Linked DNA regions of Homo sapiens: region 2 is linked to region 1. Evidence: chromatin loops called from intact Hi-C (ENCODE). Cell type or tissue: Caco-2. All regions are shown on one strand. Each heading gives the region's core, and the rest is flanking DNA. Links, peaks and the distances in the headings are about the cores only.

Region 1 (6,935 bases), core at 667-5,666:
TGTGGCTACAGCAGACGTCCCTAGTGGGACATCTGTTTGAATCATAGCAAAGGTAGAGTACATTCTGGAGCCAGCACAGGCAGTGGTGGCTTCCTCCTCTCTTAGGCAACTTCCTGTTTCTACATCTTCCTGATTATAGTAGGGGCAGCCACTTTCTTAGAAGCTCAATTCTGCTGTAAGACTTTAAGAATTATTCCTGGAAGCTAAGCCTAGGTTCAGTTTCTTCAGCTCTTAGTAATTCTGCAAGCCAGGGGTTGGCAAACGTTTTCTGTAAGAGACCAGACAGTAACTGTTTTAAGTTTTGCTTGCCATATGTTCTCTGTAATAACCCTTTAACTCTGACATTGTAGAAAGAAAGCAGCTTTAGACAATGTATAAATACATGTGTACAACTGTGTTACAATAAAACTTTATTTATAAAAGCAGGCAGATTTGGTCTGTGTCCTGTAGTTTGCTGATCCTTGTATAATACATCCCTTTCTGCTTTCCAGCTAGAGTGAATTCTTCTTCTACCGTTGAACACTGACCAATGCAGAGATCTCCAAATCCAAGAATGGATGAAGTATGAGAAAGGATGAAAGGGAGTTTATGCCACAGATTTCTGGTTCAGGGGCTAATAAGGACATAAAGTATGCATAAAGCTAGGTGTAAGCTTGACAATGATCTTTTTCTATTGTACTGTGCCTTTCTTTTTCAAAGTGTTTTCATGTGCAATATTTCATTTGACCTTCACAACACCTTGTGAAGGTCAGGGATATGAGCAGCTATAGTTGGAAAATCTTGGAAATACTCAGAAAGGTTATAACTTTCTCAAGGCCACCTGGCTTATAAAAAAGTGAGGTAGAACTTGAAACCAGGCTTACTGCCTCCCAGTCCAGTGCTTCTTCCAGGGATCTATTCTGGTCTTAGGAGCTTGCTACTGAAGCTGGAATGACTTCAGATGAAGAGCCTGACAACATTTGGGATGCCACTTGTGGAAGTTTTGACAGTATTAAGAAACTTTGTGTAGAAAGGCCTGGTAGGAACTGTCTACACTTTTGCTAGTCAATTTGTGGCCTATGGCCAGCAGCACTTGGGAGCTTGTTAAAAAAGCAGACTCTTAGGCTTCATGTCAGATCTACTGAATTAGAATCTGCTTTTAAACAAGATCTCCAAATGATTCACATACATGATAAAGTTTGAGAAGTATGGGTAGACTATTCTTCAAAAAGAAGTGCTTAAAATTGAATTGCCAAGGCTCAGGAGATATAGTGTACACAGCACAGTCAGAACCCAAGGCCATGGGAAGTTAAGTAGTATTAAGAGGAGATATTAAGATGTCACTGTTATGCTATTTCGCTAGGAGACCTGGGGATATCTGAACCTCCCTTGACCAGCCATTGCTCCTTTTCAGGGGGAGATGTATGCTCAAGGAGGAAAAACAAAGTAAAATAAATCCTAAGATAGAAATGGAGTGAGCATGTTCCACATAAAATATTTTTTATGTTTGCATTTTCTTATTTAATATTGCCCCAACAATCCTGTAATATAGGTGTGGTTATTTTGTTTTCCATTTGAGGTGTATCATCATCATCATCATCATCATCACTGCCACAAACCCTGCATAGCTTGTAATACTGTTCTAAGTCCTTCATACATATAATAGACTTCATCCTTAGGATAATTTTATGAAGCAGCTTTACTTTCCAGATGGGAAGACTGAGGCACAGAAAATTTAAGTAACTTGCCCAAGGTCACACAACTAGTATGTGATAGGGCTCGGATTCAAGCCCAGGCAATTGGTCTTCAGAGCACATTCTTATAATTCCTATACCACATCCCTTTGCTGAGCAGAATGGCCAACTTGCTTGAGATCACACAGCTAACAAATGGTGAAGGCAAGGCTTATACCCAGCATAGTCTCACTCCAGACTTGGTCTCTTTACCACAACACAGTGTTCTCAAACAGGGAGAGACTCCTGGAATCCAACTTGGACTTCCTGCATCTGCTATATAATTTTAAAAAAAAACAAACCGAGAGATGATTCTATTGCCCAGCTCTGGTCAAGCTGCATGGTACTATCCTATTCTGCCTTTTTGCTCAGTTAGACATCTTTGTAATTTCTACCGGATTGTTAGTTCATTAAAGACATATTGTGTGTTTTATTTATCTCTATGTCTCCAGTGCCTAGTTCAAGACTTGTCTCACAGTAGGTCCCCTATCAATGTTTGTGATTATAAGTGACCTGATTACTGCCCAAAGACCCCTTACTTTGGGGCAGTGGTTCTCAAACATGAGCATGCATCACCTGGAATATTTGTTAAAACAGCAATTACTGGGCCCCACCTCCAGAGTTTCTGATTCAGTAGGGCTTAAACATTTGCATTTCTAACAAGTTGCCAGGAGATGCTGATGCTGCTGGCCTGGGGACCACACTTTGAGAACCATGGGCCTAAGAAAACTTTAGAGAGGAAAAAAAATTGGGCAGGGCTTTGAAGCTTTCACAGGGAACACAGACAAGTGAGGAATGTTATTGTTATACTATTTAAAGTGCATGTTTCAAGAGATAACTCACTATAGCTTTTTACGAATACCTGACCCCATAAATCAATATGAGAAAATATGACATATGATAATATTCATATTGAGACAATTGTGTCTTTAATTTTATCATATTCAGTTATGTGGAACAGTGCAGATGTAGACATTAGTAATCATCAACTAATTGGGAATGCATGGTCAATCTTTTAATTTTCTAAAAATCTGTCATTATTAGAAATTCATCATTACAAGGTAGAGTGCATTTACTTGGTATTGATTTGAATGTAAAACATTTCATTAAGACATATTTGAGTTAGAAATTAGAAAAGGAAATCTTATTTAAAACATAAATGGACAAAATAGACAGGCAAAAGGCTACATGCTATTATTTGCTCCTACTGATTCCTAGCAGAGTGGAGACAGTTGGTCATTGAGGCCAATAGTGCATGTGTAGAGCAAACTAGCATATAACCTAGGAGATCTGAGATCCCTTTAGTCTTCTTTGTTTGAGCATTTTATCCCAGAAAAAGGGATAGGAGGTGGAGCAAGAGATGTTTCTCTTTGACAGTCTTTCTCCTTTCTAATCAGATTCTCCCAGGAATCACATCCTGAGAAAAATGTAGATAACCTGGAGCTACCCAGAGGATGATGTCCAGTCTGGAAAATTACAGGTAAGAAGGAAGCAGAAGTTCCTCCTAGAGAAGGAAGCAACCTTTGTATCTTTTCTTGAATTTCTAAACACTCTTGGTGTGTTGCTGTCTGACAGAGCACATTGTAATCTATGAATTTGCTAACTTATCTCTCTCTCCTGTCTCACCACTGAGTTCCTTGAGAGATGGGATTAGGTCTTATTTACCCCTAAATCTCTAGCATCAAACATAAATCTTTGAATAGTATGAGACCTCAATAAATGTTTGTTGACTTTAAATATTGGAATGTTGTCTTGGGAATAGGCAGTGCACTTGGTCTGTGTGACCCCACATGACAGAACTGGTTGAGAGTGGATATGAAGAGGGAAATGTATTTTGGTCCTATTCAATCAGTTTTTACATCTACATTTATATGAGTAATAATGGTACTTGGGAAGAGTAAATGAGATGATTTTGTAACAGGCTTGCACAGTGCCTGGAACATAGTAAATATTCAAAGTTTTCTATTATTATTACCATTATCAAATAGCCCCTTAAATTTCCATAGCTTAAATTCTAAGTTTTCATGGACATCATGGTTTTGGGCAAAATTTCCATTCCTCCTTTTCCCTTCTCTTCTTCCTCCCTTTCCTTCTTCTTTCAACTATGATTCATCCTATCTTTCTACTAATCTATCTATCCAACTGCCTAATTGCCTATCCACTCATTCTCTCATCTACGCTTTCATCCATTCACACCTCTATTTAATTACTTACTTACTTAACCTAGCCATTCATCTTTAATTGCATGGCTGTGCTGTAGTGGAAAGTGTCTGAATACAGCCATATCACACCCTATTAGTTGAATCCTTGAACAGTGTTGGCTGTAATAGACAGTGGGGGACATTGATATTGGTATTTAGTATGGCTGAGAGGTAGACTGTGGACCCTGTCCAAGTGACATTTCATGGCATTTCTGAGAGCCATTGAGGTCTGCGGTCCCCATCAGGGCACTCCGGGAAGCCACTCAAAACAGCAGTATCTGAGCTGTGATGTGCACATTTACAATTAGATGGTATTATTCATCATAGTAATATTTTATTTAAAGAAACCAATAAAGCAGATGGAGACTGCTGAAGATGTGACTATTTTAGCTGGCATGTTTGTTCAGCAACTGGCACAATAACAGAGATGCAGAAAGGAAGATGAGATGGGAAACACCGATTATTTTTTCTTGGAGAGGGGAACTGAGATCACAGTTTTGACCTTCACAAAGCTTAAAATTATCTGGATTCTAGTAATTTCAAGATGATCATGAGATACTTGGTAGAGTGGGAAAAAAAATAAGGCTGTGACTTTTACATCTGATTCCCTTGTGCAGCTGAATTAATTGAAGTGCAATATCTAGAGCAAGTCCAATGATCCTAAAAATGTAGCAGAAAGAGCATGGGTTTGGTGTTGTTCAGATCTGGGTAGGGATTCCTGCTCTTCTGCTTGCCAGCTGTGTGTCCTTGGGCAAGTCATTTAATCTTTCTGAGCTTCAATTTCCTTATAGGTAAATGAGATATAATAATACCGTTATATTATTCAATGAAGATTAATGTGAAATAATGTTGATAAAGCAGATGACAGAATGCTAGATGTAGCTCGATACATATTGGTTCCAACACTACATGCTAATCAGGTCACACGTGGAATATTGTGTGCTTTTCTGCACAAATGCTATAGTAGTTTAGTGTGTGCCCTGAAGAGTGACCAGGATGATGAGGGACTTGAATTCACGTCCTGTGTCCAGTTGGAAGGGGATGAAATATCTAATCTGAAGAGGATAAACTTGAAAGAGGCAATACTGAGGTCTTTAACTATTAAAGTTGTTGGAGAAAGAGTGTATAGACTTATTGTAGATATTTCCCCCAAGAGACAGATGAGTGAAAGCTACAGGCAGATACATTTCAGCTCAAATATGAAATAAATACTCCAACAAGAAAACAACTTGTACAAGTGAGTACAACATAAGGGAAGGGAAGAGGCTGCCTGGAAGAAGAGATGAGCACTCTAGATCTTGAGAGTGCAGTGGTGTCCCAGACAGCCTGGGGACATTGGCAGTGTTGGATTATCCTGGGCAGGGAAACATGAGATGTGAAGGCTTGGTGAACTGGAACAGCACAATGTACCTAGGGAGCCACACTCTGTTGGCAAACTCTTGAACTTGGATGAGGTGGGGTTGAGGCAAGTGGCAGAATGTGATAGGTATTGAGGGATCAGGAATATCTGAGTTTAGAGATATTTCTGAGATAATGGAAGGTTTTTAGCTGGAGAATAGTATGTTTGGATTTATCTATCATAACAGAAAAAAAAGTCACAAACAGGACAGACACAACAGCCACTTCCAGCTCTACCATTCAGTGTGTAATCTTGGGCAAGTCATTTTAGGCCTCTAAGAAACACATGTAAAATGGAGTTCATAATTCTGCATTGCTTTTGGGGGGCACAGGGGCGCTGACATAAAAACTGAATGCATGATGGATGTTGAAACACATGAGAAGACTGCACAGTGCCCTGACCAGTTAAAGGATGATTAACTTCTTGCTATTTTCCCTGACTCCTGGTGAAGATAAGGAATGGGACAAAGGTCTGAGAAGAGTCATCTCTAAAGATCTTGGTTCCTTTTTTGCAATTTTTTTTTTTAACTTTGACCAGCTCAAACCAACCATAGTGATATCCTGATTCCCTATCTCATTTCATAGAGCCAAGGGGAATCAAAAATGTTCTGGCTCTTCCTTGTGGTCTCTGCCAACACTTGCTGTGCAGCCAGATGTTGGGGTGCCTGAGCTGTGTAAATTGCAAAGTGCTGTTGCATAGGAAGATGCTGTATCCACATCTCACATCTGTATTAAAGCATCAGTCTCATGGTATTATAAGATGAAGCCTGAGAAAGATTATAGTGTGCTATGGTTCCTAGATCCTCCATCTAAAAATTGGAAATCAAATTCCTGACACCCAAGGCTATTATAAGGATCAAATGAGATCTAATAAAGTACCTGGTATATAGCATATATAATTAAAAACAACAAGAAGAAAAACAAGAATACAAACTGTAAGAAACAGTAATCATTTAATGGGATATACAAATTAACATAAATATATAGTTTAAATATATGTATATGTAGCATGTAGCCAGGTACTTTTGTTGTTTGAATTAGAAATAAAATCAAGAAAAAAAAAGGACTGAATAAGCCTGTGTGAATATGTTTCTTCAACACTAAGACAAGACTTGCACTTTGCATTAGAATGTTCTCCAGCCCAGAGTGTGATTGTGTCTCAGCCAAGCTACAGAACAATTCTGGAGGCACAACCTCTACAAAGTCATGGAGGTGGGCCCTGTAGCCCAAGGAACATCAATACAGACTTCAATTACGGCTCCTGGGTACTGGTGACAGCCACAGCTTTGAATGGCTCTTCACAGCTCTTCCACCTTATTGAGCTCTCGATTGCTTTATTTCCTTGGAAAGCTGTTGTATCTTCTCTACTTGCTCCCATTGTGGACTGAACCTGCACCCACTCTCCAGGTGCCTGCCTTTTTAAATGGAGTCTGAAATTCTACTTTTCCATGGAATGGCTCCTTATCTCTCTGGAAGAGGCTCCTGGGTGGTCCTACCAGAGGTAGAGGACTGGCCCTGGTAGCTATGACAGAGCTCTCTGAATTCTGCTTATGAGTGGCTGTGGGACAGGAGCAGGGACATTCTTAGGATGAGCACTGACTGCTTGCTTTCTCAAGGTGGCTTC
Region 2 (6,935 bases), core at 628-5,627, 97 kb after region 1:
TGCCAGCATGGGCCTGGGAAAGGACTCTAAGCTTGAGCAACAGAAACTTTCAGAGGCCCCCACAATGAGTGATTGGATTAAATGATTTCTCAGCTGCATCCCAGCTCACACATAAAGTGTTGATTTCATTTCCCTACCTTCCTCGAGCAATGCAGCAAACATCGGCACCACAGATGTGCTCAGACTTGAGCCTGACTCACGGAAGAGAGTCTGGGGCTGCCAGGTCTCAGACACCAGATTATAATCAGCTTCTTCCCAGGTGCTGCACACATGAGGCCCATGCCATGGGCAAACAGTGCCCAGGGGTGGTTCAGGCCCTGCAGAGACCATGGACAGTTCACCTGACAGGAAAGAAGATCGGGAGGAACTCACTTCACAGATCCCTCAACAGAGCTAACAGTGTTCTTTGGGCCCCTGTTACTATTTAGGTGAGAGTTGCAAAGGCAGCCTCTCCTAGATTACAAAGTGTGGGTGGAAGTCATCAATACTTCAATAGTACCAGCTGTCAGGACCTACCCTCAGGCCTCTCCTACACCCTCCCTGCCAGGCTCCTAGCCTTCCCACAAGGGAGAGTTGGCCAGTGCTTTTGCCTTGGGGCTGGAGGTTGGAAATACTGTCAGCAGTGCTGTCAAGGTGAAGCTAAAATACGGCATCTCCAGGGGACACCCAGGCTGTGGGCCATGGCTGAGGCTGCAGCGTGGAGGTCAGCGTGCAGGCTCTGAGGGGGCAGGGATGGGCCCAGTGGAGTCCCCACCACCCAGTAGTTCCTTAATAAATTGTTGAATGTTTGATTAGCGTGGAGAGGTGGTGAAGGAGGGGTCACTGAGTGGGTCACTGAGTGCGATGGGAGAGATTGGGGAAGCAGAGATCTTTGGAATTTGGTTTTAGAGAATTAAGGATGAATTAAGGAAGGAATAATTTCTGAGTGCCTACTCTGGGGGACCCACGTGATTGACACCTCACATGAGTTACTCTCCTTAAATCCTAAACAAGAATTATTATTATCCTTCGTTATGAGCTGAGGTTTGAGAGGCTAAGTGAATTACCCAGAGACAAATCATTTCTAAGTGAAAAAGGCAGGATTCAAATCTAGATCTTCTGATTTTTCTGCCTTCATATAGTTAGGTCATTATTTTCTCCATTTTGTAGAGAAGACTGAGGCCCAGAAAAACAACTCAGAGCTAGGAGAGGGCAAAATGGAGACTAAAATCCAGGAATCTGGCTTGCCAGCTTTGCTCCATTCATGGACTGCTTGATGTTCTCCCGGGACATCCAGGTCTCCCTCACCCAGGTCAGCATTGAGTGTACTCAGCAGCTTGTCCTGTTCCCGTGGGGGCTGGGACTTACCCCACCCTGCAGTCCTCATCTTCTCCCTCATTTGTTCAGGCAGCCCCTTTGGGGAGGGCGGACATCTGGCTCACAGCTGGCCTGAGTGAGGCTCATGCAACTCTATACCGAAGAATGTGGGCTTCATGTGTGTTTTTCTTTTCTCTGTTGTAACAAAATTGGATAATGAGCCTGGTGAATGAGGCCCCAGCTCTGCCATGCTGTGCCATTGGGTTACCCTCTCTGGGTCCTGGTATCCCCATTTTTAACAATGTGGGGTTATGCAAAATGACACCCAAGATCTTCTCCTGGTACTGACTTTCTAGAACTCTGTGTAAAACGGTTACCACACATACACCAGGAGAGTCAAGCATTCTTCCTTGCCCATGTAGTGAAATCTAAAACTAAACATGCATAAAATATTTTGATGTTTAAATCAAACCTTGGCATTTTCTATTCACTTTATTTTTTACCCTTGTATAAATTTTTAAAAAATAGTCTTCACTTTATGAGAAAAAGATATTTTCCCTTAAAAGTGCATAGAATTTCAAACTCTTTTTGTTGTTCTTATGCATTCTTTCTTAAAACCTTAACTAAAAACAAAGAAAAAAGGAGATGAAGTGCCTAAATATAAAAAACTTTCTGGGGTTCCTGTTTATTTACATCTTAAAATAGTTAATATTTGTGTCAACCTGGCTAGGCTATGATGTCCAGGTGTTTGGCCAAACACTAGTCTAGATGCTGCTGTGAATGTATTTGTGGGTATGATTAACACTTACCATCAGTTGCCTTTAAGTAAAGCAGATTACACACTATGACGTGGGTGGAACTCATCCAATCAACTGAAGGCTTTAAGAACAAAAGCAGGTTTCCCAGAAAAGGAGGAATTCTGCCTCAAGATTCAATGTGTAAATCCTGCGTGAGTTTGAGTTTCCAGCATGCCCTGTGGGTTTCCATACGTTCCCTGTGAACTTTGGACTTGCTAGCTCTGACAATTCTGTTAGCCAGTTTCTTAAAACAAATCTCTATTTCTGGCCTGGTTGTGGTAGCTCACACCTGTAATGCCAGTGCTTTGGGAGGCTAAGGTGGGTGGACACCTTCAGGCTAGGAGTTTCAGACCAGTCTGGGCAACATAGTGAGACCCCATCTCTACAAAAAACTTTAAAGTTAGCTAGGTATGGTGGCACATGCCTGTAGTGCTAGCTACTGGGGAGGCTGAAGCAGGAGGATCGCTAGTGCCCAGGAGTTTGAGGTTACAGTGAGCTATGACTGCGTCACTGCACTTCAGCCTAGGTGGCAGAGTGAGACCCTGTCTCAAAAAAAAAAAAAAAAAAAGAAAGTATTTATCTCATCTATCTCTCTATCATGTATGTATGTATCTATCTATCCTTTTTTTTTTTTTTTTTTTTTTTTTTGAGACGGAGTCTCGCTCTGTCGCCCAGGCTGGAGTGCAGTGGTGGGATCTTGGCTCACTGCTAGCTCCACCTCCTGGGTTCGCGCCATTCTCCTGCCTCAGCCTCCCAAGTAGCTGGGACTACAGGCACCCGCCACCACGCCCGGCTAATTTTTGTATTTTTAGTAGAGACGGGGTTTCTTTCATCTTGTTAGCCAGGATGGTCTTGATCTCCTGACCTCATGATCTGCCCCACTTGGCCTCCCAAAGTGCTGGGATTACAGGCGTGAGCCACTGCGCCCGGCCGTATGTATCTATCTATCTATATCCTATTGGTTCTGTTTCTCTGGGAAGCCCTGACATACACATCTGCTAGACTGGAAGACTGTTTCCACTGGAAATGTCATAGGATCCATGGTTCTTAGAAACTTTCCAGGAGTGCTGTCTTCACTTTCTGGCTGCATCATATCATGGCTGGTGAGTTTGGGACTCAAGTGACCTGGGTGTGAAGCCAACTTCACTGCTTACTAGCTATGAGGCCTGGTGTAGGCAGCACGCCCCCTGGGCCTCAGTTCCCTCATATCTGGAGCAGGGGGTGGGGAATGGGGTGTGTGATGATAACGCCTTGCTCGGGTTTGTTGGGAGGGTCAGGAGGGACAATGCATTAAATCACCTGACGCAGAACGTAACCTCCACGAAGAGTAAATACTACCCATATTATTCCTATAACTCCTCCTCCTCCTCTGATTCCTCCTCCTTCTCCTTCTATCATAATTATTAACTGGACTCAGACAACATTTAGAGAGCACTGCCTGGTTGCCAAGCCCTATACTGGGGAGCCAGTGATGGCAGATGAAAGTAAACGTCTTTACCCTTCAGGAGCTGAGTCAATTGAGAGGAGAAAGCTCCGCATGCTCTGTGAGTCACAAGACAAGATGATATAAATCAAAGCTCTCCTAAGCCTTCAAGGCCCAACCCAAATCCTGTCTCCTTCACAAAACCTTTCCAGATCCCCCTATTGAAAAGTAATCTCCTGACTCCCACGTCCCCAGGGCCTTTGGCTTGTACCTTTCCTATGGTCCTTACCACTATTTACCTTGTATTAGAGTGATTTATGCACATGTCAGCCTCTCCCACTAGAATGTGAATTCCTGAGGACAGAAATATTTATGAAGGGCTTTTCTATGACTTTGACTACTCTATGAAGGACCAACATAACAACATCAATAACCCACTTCACATTTTAAGATGATTTTATGACAAAATAATTAAAATTAAATGTAATTAAAACATTTTCACATATTCATTCTCATAGCCAATAGTGTTTTTTGTGTCCCTTTTATAGATGCTGCACAGGAGGCAGAGAGATGGCCGTGACCTGTACAAGGTCAGAGAACTAGTTAACAGCAGGGCTAAGCCCAGAATTTGGCCCATCTGTGCTCAGCAGTCTAAGTCTGGCACTTAACTGATGTGGCTGCGTTGCATATTCCTAGTTCCATTAAATCACCCTTAGCGAGCAATTCTGTATTCTGCCATGCATAAGCAGTTTGGCTTCCTTGTCATGAGTGTGGTTTAGTAAGTTCTCTCCCTGTTTAGACATAAAACCAAGCCAGTTGAGACAAATTGCATCTTTTAAGTGCCTTTCCAGACTGGTTGTGACTCTTACCCTGACATTTTTTGGGTCTGCAGAGGCTCCTCTGTAGCAGTTTTCCCCACAAAAACCATGTGGCTTCAGAGTGATTAGAGTTGGGTGTGCTTGAACACTGATCTCTCCACTCTTCCTCCCTTAAACTTCTCAAGGCTTTGTGACAACATTGATAGGCTCAGTTATCTGCCTTTGACAAATGAGGCAATTGAGGCTCTGAGAGGTGGAGTGACTTATGTGCCCGAGGCTGCCACTGTCAGGATTCAAACCCACATCTGTTCAGATGCTAAAGACTTTCCATTATGCCCACATTGAATTCTTTTCCCTAATGGGGAGGGACTGGGAAAGAAGGGACTGACTCTCTTATCTCTAGCAACCAACTTCATTTGTAAGATGTCAATTACAGGACTGATTTTTCTGGGAGACTTAGAATCATTAGATAATGACCATGAGCCAAAGATTCACTTTTGAGTTTGGTACGCACTGCTTGAAGGCTGGGTATGACTATATGATTGTTTTTTTTTTTTTTTCTCTCCCAGTTTGAACACATTAATTGGCAGAAGTTTCCCCTGTGATCTTCCAGTACAACATTCTTCCTGCAGCCACACCTGACCAGTGGGAGGACTGACTAAATTCTTCATCCTCTCCATCCCATGCCTTTACGTCTGCTGTGTCTCCCACGTGGTGAGTCTTTTCTTTACACCTCTAACTAGGCTCCCATCTGTCAAGATCCCACTGGACTGGGCACATGAACTGGCTGAATTGAGTTGATTTGTACTTTGGCAAGACCGGTCTTCATGCAATAAACATTAGGGGACAAGTCAAAAGTAGAAGGTAACTAATAACGGAAGGAAAGGAAGGAGAATTGGTGAGGGCCAGATTTGGCTCAGAAACTTGAACTTCTTTTATTGGGCAGTGGGGAGCCATGGAGGCTTTTGAGCAGAGAAGCGGGCCACATGATGCAAATTATATTTTAGGAAGGTAGATCTGGTAGGAGAAAGTAAAAGTATGAAGGCTGCTTAGTAGATTCTTAGAATAGTCTAATTATGATGTGATGAGGGCCTGAGGCAGGTAAGTATCCGTGGACTGGAGAGCAGTAATAGTTGGGAGGTATTTTGAATGGGGTAGACTGGAGTCATTTGCTAATGGGGTCTCACAAAAAATGTGGCACAACACAGAAGAAAGCATCCAGGCTTTGGAATGAATCATCCTGGGTTATGAATCTCAGCTCAGTCACCTGCAGGTGTGTGACCTTGGGCAAGTCATGTAAACTTGCTGAGTTTCAGTTTTCATCTGTCAAATAGTAATATTTGACAACTCAGACCTGTTGTGAAAATCAATAGAAGTGACAAACATGCAAAGCTAGTCACATTGCAGAGGATCAGTCAGTGATCACCATCATAAAGGGAGGTGGGAATGTATCCTAGCTAAGGGCAGGCCTAGAAGTGTTGCGCTTCTGCTCCTTTGCAGCTGTTTGAACTTGGGAAAATGACTGAACCTGGGTGAATCTTGGTAACATGGGAATAATAATAGCTCTCCCACAGATCTTTTGTAATGAATATCATATTAAATTAGATAAATGTATGGGAAGTGATTAGCTTATGATGGGCACATAGGAAGCCCTCAGGTAAGGAATAGTTGCTAATATTATCATTATTAGAGCCTGATGGACACTGCTGATTGGCTGAACCAGCTTCCATTTCTACCCCATTTTCTCTTTTCTGCTTATACTATAGAATTTCTAAATACTGTCTTTCCTAGCCTCCTTTGCAGCTGGGAGTGGCCACGTGACACAGTTCAGGCCAATAAGACATGAGCACATGTCTGCTGGGGGATGCGGGAAATGCTTTTAAACTCAAGATTAAAGGAAGAGCCCCAGTCAGTGTGGTCCAATTTCATTCTGCCCCTTATTCCTGCCTTAAGTTCGTGGATCGTGCCTGAGGCTGGGACAGACAACTCACAACCATGAAGAAAAGGCAAAGAGAATCACAAAGATGCCAGCCCAACGCTGGGAAGCTACTAGCCTACACCAATGCTAACAACCATCCATTTATGACTTCTTGTCATGTGAGGAGAATGAACCTTCTGTGTGTAAGTTACTGTATTTGTGTTTTCTGCATACTTGTAGCTGAATGCAGTCCTAACTGATAAAAGAGGTAAAGGAAGGAGAACAGAGAAAGGTCACTAGGTGCTTCAGAGCATCAACATTCCAGCTAAAGGAAACTGCTCCATGTTTTCCATACAGGATCACTGTTTTCCTTCTTACAGGGATCTCCCTGACTGGAACCCTCACTCTCCCCTCAGCCCCTCCAGTCCCCATCTCTGTGCACATAAATCCTTTAAGGCTCAGTCTAGAGTCACCTCACCTATGAACTATCTTAATCTCTCCATGTAGAATCAATCTTTCCTCTTTTAATTTCTGTTATAAATACTTACAATAATCATATTCGCAAATGGCTATGTAGTGTGTTATTGGTATTCATAGCTTACTTCTACTAGCAGAAACTAAGTTCCTTTAGATATATTATTTCTGAATAAGACACACACAGTCTTACAAAAAATATTAATTAT

What was found. Peaks named below come from ENCODE experiments on the same cell type or tissue, not always from the same donor. Only the 100,000 strongest peaks of a DNase experiment are listed, where the experiment ranks them.
Region 2: a loop joins it to region 1, with 6 times the contacts of the local background. A loop is called at or near these places in 1 of 110 quality-filtered maps.

Annotation. Positions count from the first base shown.
Region 1 is chr11:79,570,154-79,577,088 of GRCh38, forward strand. No RefSeq gene overlaps it. Among named protein-coding and RNA genes, the nearest start is that of TENM4, 130 kb to the left of the region's middle. In Caco-2, for the core only: no CTCF peak of the experiment used is centred there; no DNase peak of the experiment used is centred there.
Region 2 is chr11:79,667,370-79,674,304 of GRCh38, forward strand. No RefSeq gene overlaps it. Among named protein-coding and RNA genes, the nearest start is that of TENM4, 230 kb to the left of the region's middle. In Caco-2, for the core only: no CTCF peak of the experiment used is centred there; DNase peaks (open chromatin) are centred at 3,348 and 3,712.